2 separate regions of the Homo sapiens genome follow, and region 1 is linked to region 2. The links are chromatin loops, found by intact Hi-C in ENCODE. Cell type or tissue: heart right ventricle. All regions are shown on one strand. Region 1 has its middle 73 kb from the start of MIR887. Region 2 overlaps MARCHF11 (membrane associated ring-CH-type finger 11).

What was found. A loop is a pair of places that touch in the nucleus more often than their neighbours do. Peaks named below come from ENCODE experiments on the same cell type or tissue, not always from the same donor. Only the 100,000 strongest peaks of a DNase experiment are listed, where the experiment ranks them.
Region 1: it touches region 2 in a loop (4-fold over the local background); 6 of 110 quality-filtered maps call a loop at or near these places.

The regions. Positions count from the first base shown.
Region 1 is chr5:16,005,992-16,010,991 of GRCh38, reverse strand. No RefSeq gene overlaps it. Among named protein-coding and RNA genes, the nearest start is that of MIR887, 73 kb to the right of the region's middle. In heart right ventricle, no CTCF peak of the experiment used is centred here; a DNase peak (open chromatin) is centred at 2,766; H3K27ac peaks cover 1,383 bases.
Region 2 is chr5:16,157,810-16,162,809 of GRCh38, reverse strand. All of the region lies in intron 2 of MARCHF11 (membrane associated ring-CH-type finger 11), which reads left to right. Among named protein-coding and RNA genes, the nearest start is that of MARCHF11, 19 kb to the left of the region's middle. In heart right ventricle, a CTCF peak has its summit at 1,898 (motif pointing left); no DNase peak of the experiment used is centred here.

The sequences.
Region 1 (5,000 bases), 150 kb after region 2:
CATAAACACTCTCTTGTTTTTTGGGAAATATACAAACCTGACTTTCCAACCCTACCCATCCCCACCCCAGTTTCAGATGAAAACCAAAAAGCACTTGGAAACTTCTCTGGTTTGACAGCTTATTTAAATATCTCTTGTTTCTAGGCTTTTGTATTTTGAGAAAGGTTTTTCTAATAGCCTCCCCACATCCCAATCATTTTAACTAAACTTCCTCTGAACGTGAGTGTTCTCCTTTCACTTCAGTTTAATTGGAGAAGTTTGAAATATTGGTCCAAATTTTTCACTGCCCTGCTGTATGACATTCAACATTGGCCATGGCCAAACAGTAGGCAGAATGGCCTTCCTTGACCCTGGGCTTTGGAATTGGTTATGTGGCTTTCATTGTCTGTAATTTTTTTTATTGCTGTCATAACAAATTATCACAAAGGTATCAGCTTAAAACAATTATCACAAAGGTATTAGCTTAAAACATTTATTATCTCATAGTTTCTGTAGGTCAGAAGTTCAGTGATCTCTACTGCATCCTCTGCTTAGGGTCTCATAAGGCCTAAATCAGCAGGGCTGGATCTTTTATGTAAGTTCAAGGAATGAATCCACTTCCAACCTCACTCAAATTGCTGGTTGAGTTCCGTTCTTTGTAATGCTAAGACTGATCTCCCCTTTCTTGCTAGCTGTTACCAGGAAGCCAGTCTTTGCTCCTATAGGCTATCTGCATTTCTTCCCATGCTTTCCGTGTGGCCTCTTCCAACAATGGTGGGTTGTGTTCCTTTCACACTTCAAGTCTCTTTGACTTCTCTATGGCTGCATCTTTCTCACTCAAGCTGGAAAAAGTTCTCTGCTTTTAAGGACACATGATTAAATTGAGTCCACTCAATCCTAGATAATCCCCCTATTTTAAGGTTTATAATATTAAATACATAATATTAACTACATCTGTAAAGTCCCATGTGCCATAAAATGTGACATACTCACAGGTTTCAGGAATTAAGGTATGGACATCTTTGGAGGTCATTCTGACTACCACATTGACCAATGGGATATTAGCACAGGACATGCAGGCAGAGGCTTGAAATGTGCATGCAAGGATGGTTTGATCTCTGGTTCTTCAATCATCACCATAAGAATAACTTCCCCAGGTAGCTGAATGCCCTTCTCTATGGGTCCCAGAATAAATACACTTGGAAGAATTCTGAGCCCCACATGTAAGAAGGAAGCAAGGGCAACTCAATCAGCAGCTAGAAGCAGAGCCACCCAGCTGAGCCCAGTCTGTATTAATCCATCTGCTCTGAGTCAACCTACAGACCCATTATCCTAAAAAGAATCACTTATTGTTGTCTGCCACTGAGTCTGAGGGACTCAGCTTTATTGTGGCAATTGCTGACTGATATAGCAATTGACCTTAAAAAGTAAAGCAAAGTATCTCTTTTCTTGTTTTATTTTCTACACCCAACATAAGTTTCATTTCAAAATCAGTTCCAATCCTAAGTCATCCAAGAATCTGAGCTTTGTTACTGTAAAAAGGCCCTGGCTAAGGACAGAAAACTTGGACTGAAATTCTGGCTGTACTTTTGGCTTATGTGATCTTGCATAAGTTATTTACTCTGTATATGTCTTGAAATCTTCATATATTAAACCAAGATAATAAATCCAAGCTCATAGAATTATAGTAAAAATTAAATAAAATAGTAAATTTAGTCACTCAACTCTTCTTTAGTGTAGTCATGAAACTAATACTTATTGAGTTATTACCATTAGTCAGGCATTATGTTAAGAACTGAGGAATCAAAGATAGTTAAGACAAATTTCTATCTTTAAGAAGTGTATATTCTAGTGATGAGAGCATTTTATAAATGTTAAAGCAGCCTACAAACCCAGGGCATTACTGTGGTGGTGGTTCTTTCTTCCCACCCCATACCTCTTCCTCCTCTCCCTCCTCCTCCTCCTCCTTCTCCTTCTTCTTCTTCTTCTCTTCCTCTTCTTCCTTCTCATCAGTCATAAACTGCTTTTCCATACCTGCTGTCCCATTTTCTTCTAACTTTTCAATCAACCATTGGCTTATTATAAAGATTAACATCTCGCAAATCCTACCTTCACATTCTTCACATGAAATAAAAGATAGTTATCTTTATGCATTGGAGAAACAGCATTTGACTTCAGGAAACCCAGATTCACTAATCCCTATAGGCAAGCACAGTGGCTTTTCAGTTGAAAAGTGTTAATCATTCTTAAATCTATTCAAAATCCTCTTTTTTATTTTCTTCACTCACAAAATGTACCTCAGGGTATATTTGCCTCTTTATCAAAACCCAACAACAACACAAATGAGTTACATGAATTCCATACAAAATATAATAATGGAAATGGTCCAACTGCCTTTGTTGCTTTAATCTTTGAAAACCCATTCCAACTAGTCATCTTTTCTTCTGGATGGGAGCATTTATGTAAATACATGTGGCCCTTGATAGTTCTCTCTCCCAGACACAGTTATTATTTAAAGTATATAACCCAAGAGAGTGTTTTTGGAGCTTTGTGTTCTTGTCATTCGCCATGGTACTGGAGCTGTTGGTTTGCTTCTCTACCTCTTTCCGTCTTCTTTTCCCCTTGTGTTATGTCCCTGGATGAGAGAAAATTTTCTTTTTGTTGGGTTGCTCCTAATAGTAAAAAATAATGCTAAGTGTGCATAGCTTGACCTGCTCTGGAACAATTCACCAACACCCCAACTGACATAATATTGGCATTGAAACTCACCTCAGGGACACATCAACACCCTCCTAAGAGCTGCCAGGAGGGCTGCTACACTGTGATAAAATTCTTCTTCCCTCCAACATGAAAATTGACAGTGTTTCCATGGAGCCCTCTTAACTCTGTCTCTAGTGGGGGCCTCTGATCTAGGCTCAAAGTTCACTCAAAAGCCACTGGGATGGCCAATCATTCAGATCCCTCACTGCTCTCAAAGACTTTCTTACTATGAAGATATTGCTATACAGAATGATTGATTAGGTGGTAACAGGCACTCAGCACCATCATGCTTTCAGAGGAGACAGTCAAGAGAGTATAATTTGCAGCCATGCTCAGTGAAGGGACAGGTCACTCATTGTTCAGGTAGAGGCCCTCTGAGAAATGCAATGTATTTTTGTCATTCTGGTCATCACTTGTACCAGAATATAATATCCAACCTTTGGGCGTAAGATCCAGAAAAGATAAGATGCATTTGGGAATGGGAAATACTGTTTACTGGTGCTGGTCCTGAGGGACATGGTGAGGCACATCAGAGAGGCACAGCACCCAAATGAGTCCTGAACACCTTGTGTCAAGAAAAGAAAACACTTTTTGTGCAAGGCCACAAGAACATGAGAGGTCAGAATCTGAAGGGTTAAGTAAGCGAACAAAACCAGGAGGCAAAGGGAAGCTTGCAGAGATACAGAGAGAGCAAAGATGAAATAACATGTGGGTTTAGAATAAGGTGGTTTGGCTGTACTGTACTCTGGCTGTCCCATTTCCCCTGAAGCTTGGTGTACAGTGTCTTCTTCAGTCAAGGATAGGAGGTCCTGAATTGGGAGGCTTGGAACAAATCCCACACCCTAGTTCTTCTGTAGCTCAAACAAGTGGGCTCAATAAAAATAAGACTCCTTCAGACTCCTTCAGCTTCCTCCTCACCCAAGCATATGATGAAACTTCAGAGGATTGATTTGTCTGTCAATGCCTTACAACATTATGTTTAAAAGAGACCTTAAAGGCCATGTGGATTAATCTTGTGCCTTTAGGCAGATTTCTCTTGGCCACCCAAGAATATTCTTCATATTGATATGAAGCTATTAGTACAAAAATCAAACCAGAGAAGTTATGGCCCTCACAGATATGTGGTCAAGGCCTTATGTCTTCTTGAGGAAGATCTAACTAGCAAGCTTTAATCTAATGGCATAGACCCCAGATGGTAGCATTTCCAAGATGGATTATCATCACCTATTCTTACCTCTATCTTCTATTGGGTTTTCCAGTGCTTGGCACATAGTAGGTATTTCAGAAATATTTGGGGCATGAATAAAAGACTCAGGTGCATATCCTTTGTTCCCACATAGCTGACAAGGTCAATTAAGAAGGGTTATAAGGCAGGGCACAGTGGTTCATGCCTATATTCTCAGAATTTTGGGAGCCTAAGGTAGGTGGATCTCTTGAGTCCAGGAGTTTGAGGTCAGCCTGGGAAACATGGAGAAGACCATCTCTACTAAAAATACAAAAATTAGCTGGGCATGGTGGCACACGCCTGTAATCCCAGGTACTGGGGAGGCTAAGGCACAAAAATTACTTGAACCCGGGAGGCAGAGGTTGCACTGAGCTGAGACCATGCCACTGCACTCCAGCCAGGGTGACAGAGGTAGACTCTCTCTCAAAAAAAATAATAATAATAATAATAATAATCAGACTAGACCAACCAGGCAGAAAATCCTCACTGTGAAGTTTCCACTACTGGAAAATGAAAACTAGTCTGGCTCTTATTAGAAAGGAATATGGTTCACATTTCAAAAACATTGCATAGATAAGCTGTGGTGGATAAGCAGGTGGGCAAGCAAAGAGGAAATATTTATTGTTTAAATCTCACACGCATTGTGATGAATAACAATTGGCAAGTCGTGTCTATGAAATTGGATTCCCAACAACAACAACAAAAAACTGTATGACCATCTCGATGCTGCTCACATGCAGAATGGAGACTGGACACAAGGAAACTGGCTATCTGGACTAAGCTGAGATTCCAGTGCCATGCCTTAAACCTGCAGGGAGCCATCTGGGAGTAAGCTGTGCTGGGGCTTTTTGATTTGGGGAATGGGGGACTTTTATCCATAGGTCATTTCTGGCTGTCACATAGTCCAGGGGTAGATGTCATGGAGGACACTGACTGATCCATACACAGACTCCTTTCTGCAAATTAGAAAACACACTCACTCTTGGTGAATGTAGCCCAACTTAGCAGTGGGCTGGCAGGCAGGACATGAGCTGGA
Region 2 (5,000 bases):
TTGTGTTATATTTTGGATTTGCTGTGTATTCATTTATTTGTTCATCCATTTAATATTTCAACAAATATTTATTAATTACCTACTAGATACCAGTATTCTAGTCACTGGGAATGAATAAAAGTAAACAAAAAAGACAAAATCTCAGCCATTAGGCTCATACCTTGCAAACAGACTGATAATATATAAGTAGAAATTCCAAGTAAAAGAACTAATCATAAGAAAAAAACATTGGGCAATGAAGGGGGCTATGAATTGTTGAGAGATATTGTTAAAATTTTAGATAGAATGGTCAGTGAAGGCTACCAATCCATGATCTTTGAATTGATTGACAGATTTTAAAAAATATATTGCCTTCTAGAAATAGGGTATGCTAGTGAATATTTACTATGGTTTGTTTTCCTACTGAAGTATATTTCACTTTGGGTTTTAGTTTTCCATGAGTGAACTGGAGAGGTCAATATTTACAGCTTATATCAATATGTAAAAAGCCTTGATAAAGGCTCAGTTTTCTCAATCTATTTTATATCTAGCATGTTCTAGTGAGATGTTGGTTTTAGGGGCATGGAAAAAATGAGTACAATCAGATAGACATTCAGAGAAAAAGAATAGTGAAAATGGATTCTGGATTCTGAGAAACAGGTGGTCAGTTTGCTCCTCCTGAGTTATTTAAAATATTTATTTATGTTGCCATTTTAAGCATTTAATTTATAGAATTATCAAAGCATTAGGATTTCAAAAACCTCTCTATATGATAAATTGCGTCTACCTGGACTATAATTATTTTTAATATCGATTTTTATAAATACAGTGATAATACAACAAGTGAAAAATAATTTTAGACCTGTGTTCTCCTTGGACAAGTACAGTTTTTCTGTTAAAAGCCCACAGTTTCTGAGATGGATTATTTTGAAGAGACGCTTCATCATCTCATTGAATGCCCTCTAGGAACCTGGCTATTTGGAGAATGAATATTTGAGGCTGTAATTTTCAAGATAATATAATTGGGAGATATTGAAGTGGCTTGTACATGACTTGGCCACTGGGAAAGACACACAATGGCTTGAAGAGGGGAAATAACTTTTTATGTTGCTCCTGGAGCTACACAAATTGATATTTGGGCTTCCAGACTCCATTTGAAATAAATGGCTTCCATTTATCAGTGTGGTAAGATGCTGGGAAGCCAGTATTTTTTGAATCTTTGCCATTGACAATGAATATGAATATAAAGGAGTTTTGAAGGGTGAAGATTCTTTCCTCTGCAAAACTTTTAACAATATGGAGACATTTTGTTTGAGCTTATGGTACTTAGTCAACCAAAATGGAATAATCCGTTTCCCAAATAAGATGGGAAATGTCATCCATAACTTAAAACCTTTAGCTCTCAGAGTCCGTAAGCATAAGTGGGTTATTAAGAATCCTTTATTCAGGAGAAAAGCGATGGTCATTTCATGAGGAATAAGATGTGCTGTTTATGAACACATGCAGGAAGGAAGACAGATCATTTTTAGGGTAAGTACTCTCCATGGAGGCCTTGTCTGGGTTTCCTGAATTTGGCTGATTGCTTTCATAGTGGACTAATTTAGATCATCTGTTAAAAGTTTAAAACCTTTCTGGGGTGGGGGGAGGGGGGAGGGATAGCATTAGGAGATACACCCAATGTAAATGAAGCGTTAATGGGTGCAGCACACCAACATGGCACATGTATACATATGTAACAAACCTGCACGTTGTGTACATGTACCCTAAAGCTTAAAGTATAATTTAAAAAAAGTTTAAAACCTTTCCAAATAAACCAGGGTGTTCTGAGGGTTTACAGGAGCAAGCATCCTAAGTGTTGGTATCCATGTCCTCAGTTAGACGTCAGAAGAGCTTTACTGTGCAACTCTGCCCTCTAGTGTTTCACACGAACTACGGTTGTGTTCTTGGAATTTGACCCAGAGTGCACAGAGCTCCATTAGGTTAGAGACATTTCTATGTATTTTTTTTTCACCTTTTTGGAAAATAAATTCGACCCAGGTTCCATTTACTTAAAAAGCTTTGCCATTTGTTATTGCTCACCTAATTTGTTTAAAACCAAGGTGTCTCTCTATTTGATGAGATTTTGATTTAATCAATCATTTTCCATTTTCTTTATTCCACTTTGTAATCTGGGCATTTAAATCTTTACTCTGTTCAGATACTTTGAAACAACTACTTCTAAATTATCTTAAGAATATAAAGCATGTGATCTCAGGCATAATATTAAATCCATTTAAAGTTATCATAGTACATTCAAATGTTGATTGTCCAATGTATAGCTGGGTGCAACAAGTTTAAGTAAAAGATAATTATAACATCTAGTGGCAAACATCTCTAAAATATAAAAGATATTTTATATTTTTATTATAAATATAAAATTATAAAATTATATAAATATATATTATATTATTATATTTAATATTTATATATTAAATATTTAATATATAATTAATATATTAAATTATTAAATGTTTATATTAAATATTAAATATATAAATATAAATATTAAATATTTAATATAAATATATTAAAATATAAAATTATAAAAGATATAAAATATAAAAGATAATTATAACATCTCTGGCAAAATATTTGTAATATATTGATGATCAAATATTTTAGATATTTTTCTCAACTAAGAAAAAATTCTTTAGAGAATATCACTTATTTGGATTAATGTATCTGAAAGCAGCCACTGGCCAGTTATAGGGGAAGTTTTGTTATTTGTAAAAGAAACAGTGGTTGTGTTTTGGCTTCTTTTGTTTGGCTTCAGATTTTCGAAGATGGTATTTTATTTTGCTTAGGGCAACATTTTTAAAGAGAATTAGATGAGAAACCATTTCATGATGTAAAACTTATGAACTATATTTGAAAATGAGATTTTTAATTACCAAGGATTATTTTACTAATGGCAAGCCATCTTGCTGGAGGGAGAAATTTTTTTCCAAGCAGCTTAAGTTCTTAGTTAACAACCAGAGGAACATTAATTAAGCAGTAACTATTGAGGCACCGACCATCTCCTGAGGATCAATCATTGATGGGAGGATGTATGGAGAATGAGCCTCTCTGGCAGGCTGTGAATCCCTGAAAATGGCTCTGTACCCTGGAAATAACTGAAAATAAAAAAGAAATAAAAGAAGAGATAGAAATAATTTTCTTTTTCTAAATGGGAAATACAATTTCATTTCAGAGGTATAAAGCAATTCAAGAACATTAATAATGGGTATTAGTCAAACATTATTTGTCTGGAAGCACATGCATATCGTTTCAGATCAGTGAGGCCAAAATTGCTCTTGGTTTGATGCACAGAGAATATGACCTATTAGTTACTGAAAATGAATGGTGTGCAAGTAGCTATAAAGAACTTGGTTTGTTGTACTGTCTCTGCCTTATTATCTAACTCATACACCAAGAACTATTTGAAAGTGTGGCAAAAGGTAGAAGGAATGCTATGCTCTATCAGGGAAAATCAATTTAACTGTGGGTTTCAAGTGTCTTTCAGGTGGAGCTGGGGCTTCTGAAACTGACTTTAGGAGCAGGAAGCTTCTGTTGTATGATGGTGTGTCCATAAAACTTATTAAACTTATTTTATTCATTTATATAATTTTTCAAGATAGATCATCAAATTTTAATGTTACTGAGTATGAGAAGTTTGTCAATATGGTTTTTTTTAAATAGTTACTTTAAAATGATGAATAGAAGTTGTATTTATTTGCTATGTGCAACATGATATTTTGGAATATGCATACACTGTGGAATGGCTAAATTGAGCTAGTTGGCATATCCATTATCTTGCATACTTATCATTTGTTGGGGGTGAGAACAACTTAAAATCTACTCTCAGCAATTTTCAAGAATGCAATACATTGTTGAGAACACATGGATGGACACAGGGAGGGGGCAACAAACACTGGGGCCTGTCGAGGGGTGCGGGAAGAAGAGCATCAGGAAAAATAACGAATGCATGCTGGGCTTAATATCTAGGTGATGGGTTGATAAGTGCAGCAAACCACCATGGCACACTTTTACCTATGTAACAAACCTGCACATCCTGCACATGTACCCTGAAACTTAAAATACAATTTAAAAAAAGAATGCAATACATTGTTATTAACTATAGTCAACATGTTGCACAATAGATCTCCTGAGCTTATTTCTTCTGTCTAACCCTTATTTTATATTCTGTGACAAACATCTTGTCACCTTTGGCCCTTGGTAACCACCATTCTACCCTCTGCTTCATGTGTTTGACTTATAGATTCCATATACAGGTGAGATCATGTGGCATTTGTCTTTTTTGTGCCTGGCTTATTTCACTTAACATAGTGTCCCTCAGGTTCATACATGTTGTTGCAAATGAATAGTATTCCATTATGCATAGATGCCACATTTTCTTTATTCATTCATCTGTTGATGAACACAGGTTGATTCTATATTTGGCTGTTGTGAATAATGCTGCAATGACTATGGGAGTGCAGATATCTATGGATCATACAGCAGTTCTATTTTTAATTTTTGGGGTAACCATCATACTGCTTTCCATAATGTCTGTACTAATTTACACTCCCACTAACAGTGTGTGAGTGCTCCCTTTTTTCCACATCCTTGCCAACACTTATCTTTCGTCTCTTTGACAATAGCCATTCTAACAGGTGTGAGGCGATGTGTCGTTCTGGTTTTAATTTGCAATTTCCTAATGATTAGTAATGCTGGGCATTTTTTATATGCCTGTTTCATATGTCTTCCTTTGAGAAATGTCTCTTTAAGCCCTGTGCCCACTTTTTAATTGGATTATTTGTTTTCTTAGTATTGAGTTGTTTGAATGCCTTATATGTTTTGGATATTAACTCCTTATCAGATAGATGGTTTGGAAATATTTTCTCTCATTCCATAGGTTGTCTCTTCACTCTGTTGGTTGTTTACTTTGCTGTGCAAAGGCTTTTTAGTTTGATGTAATTCCTGTCTATTTTTACTTTGTTGCT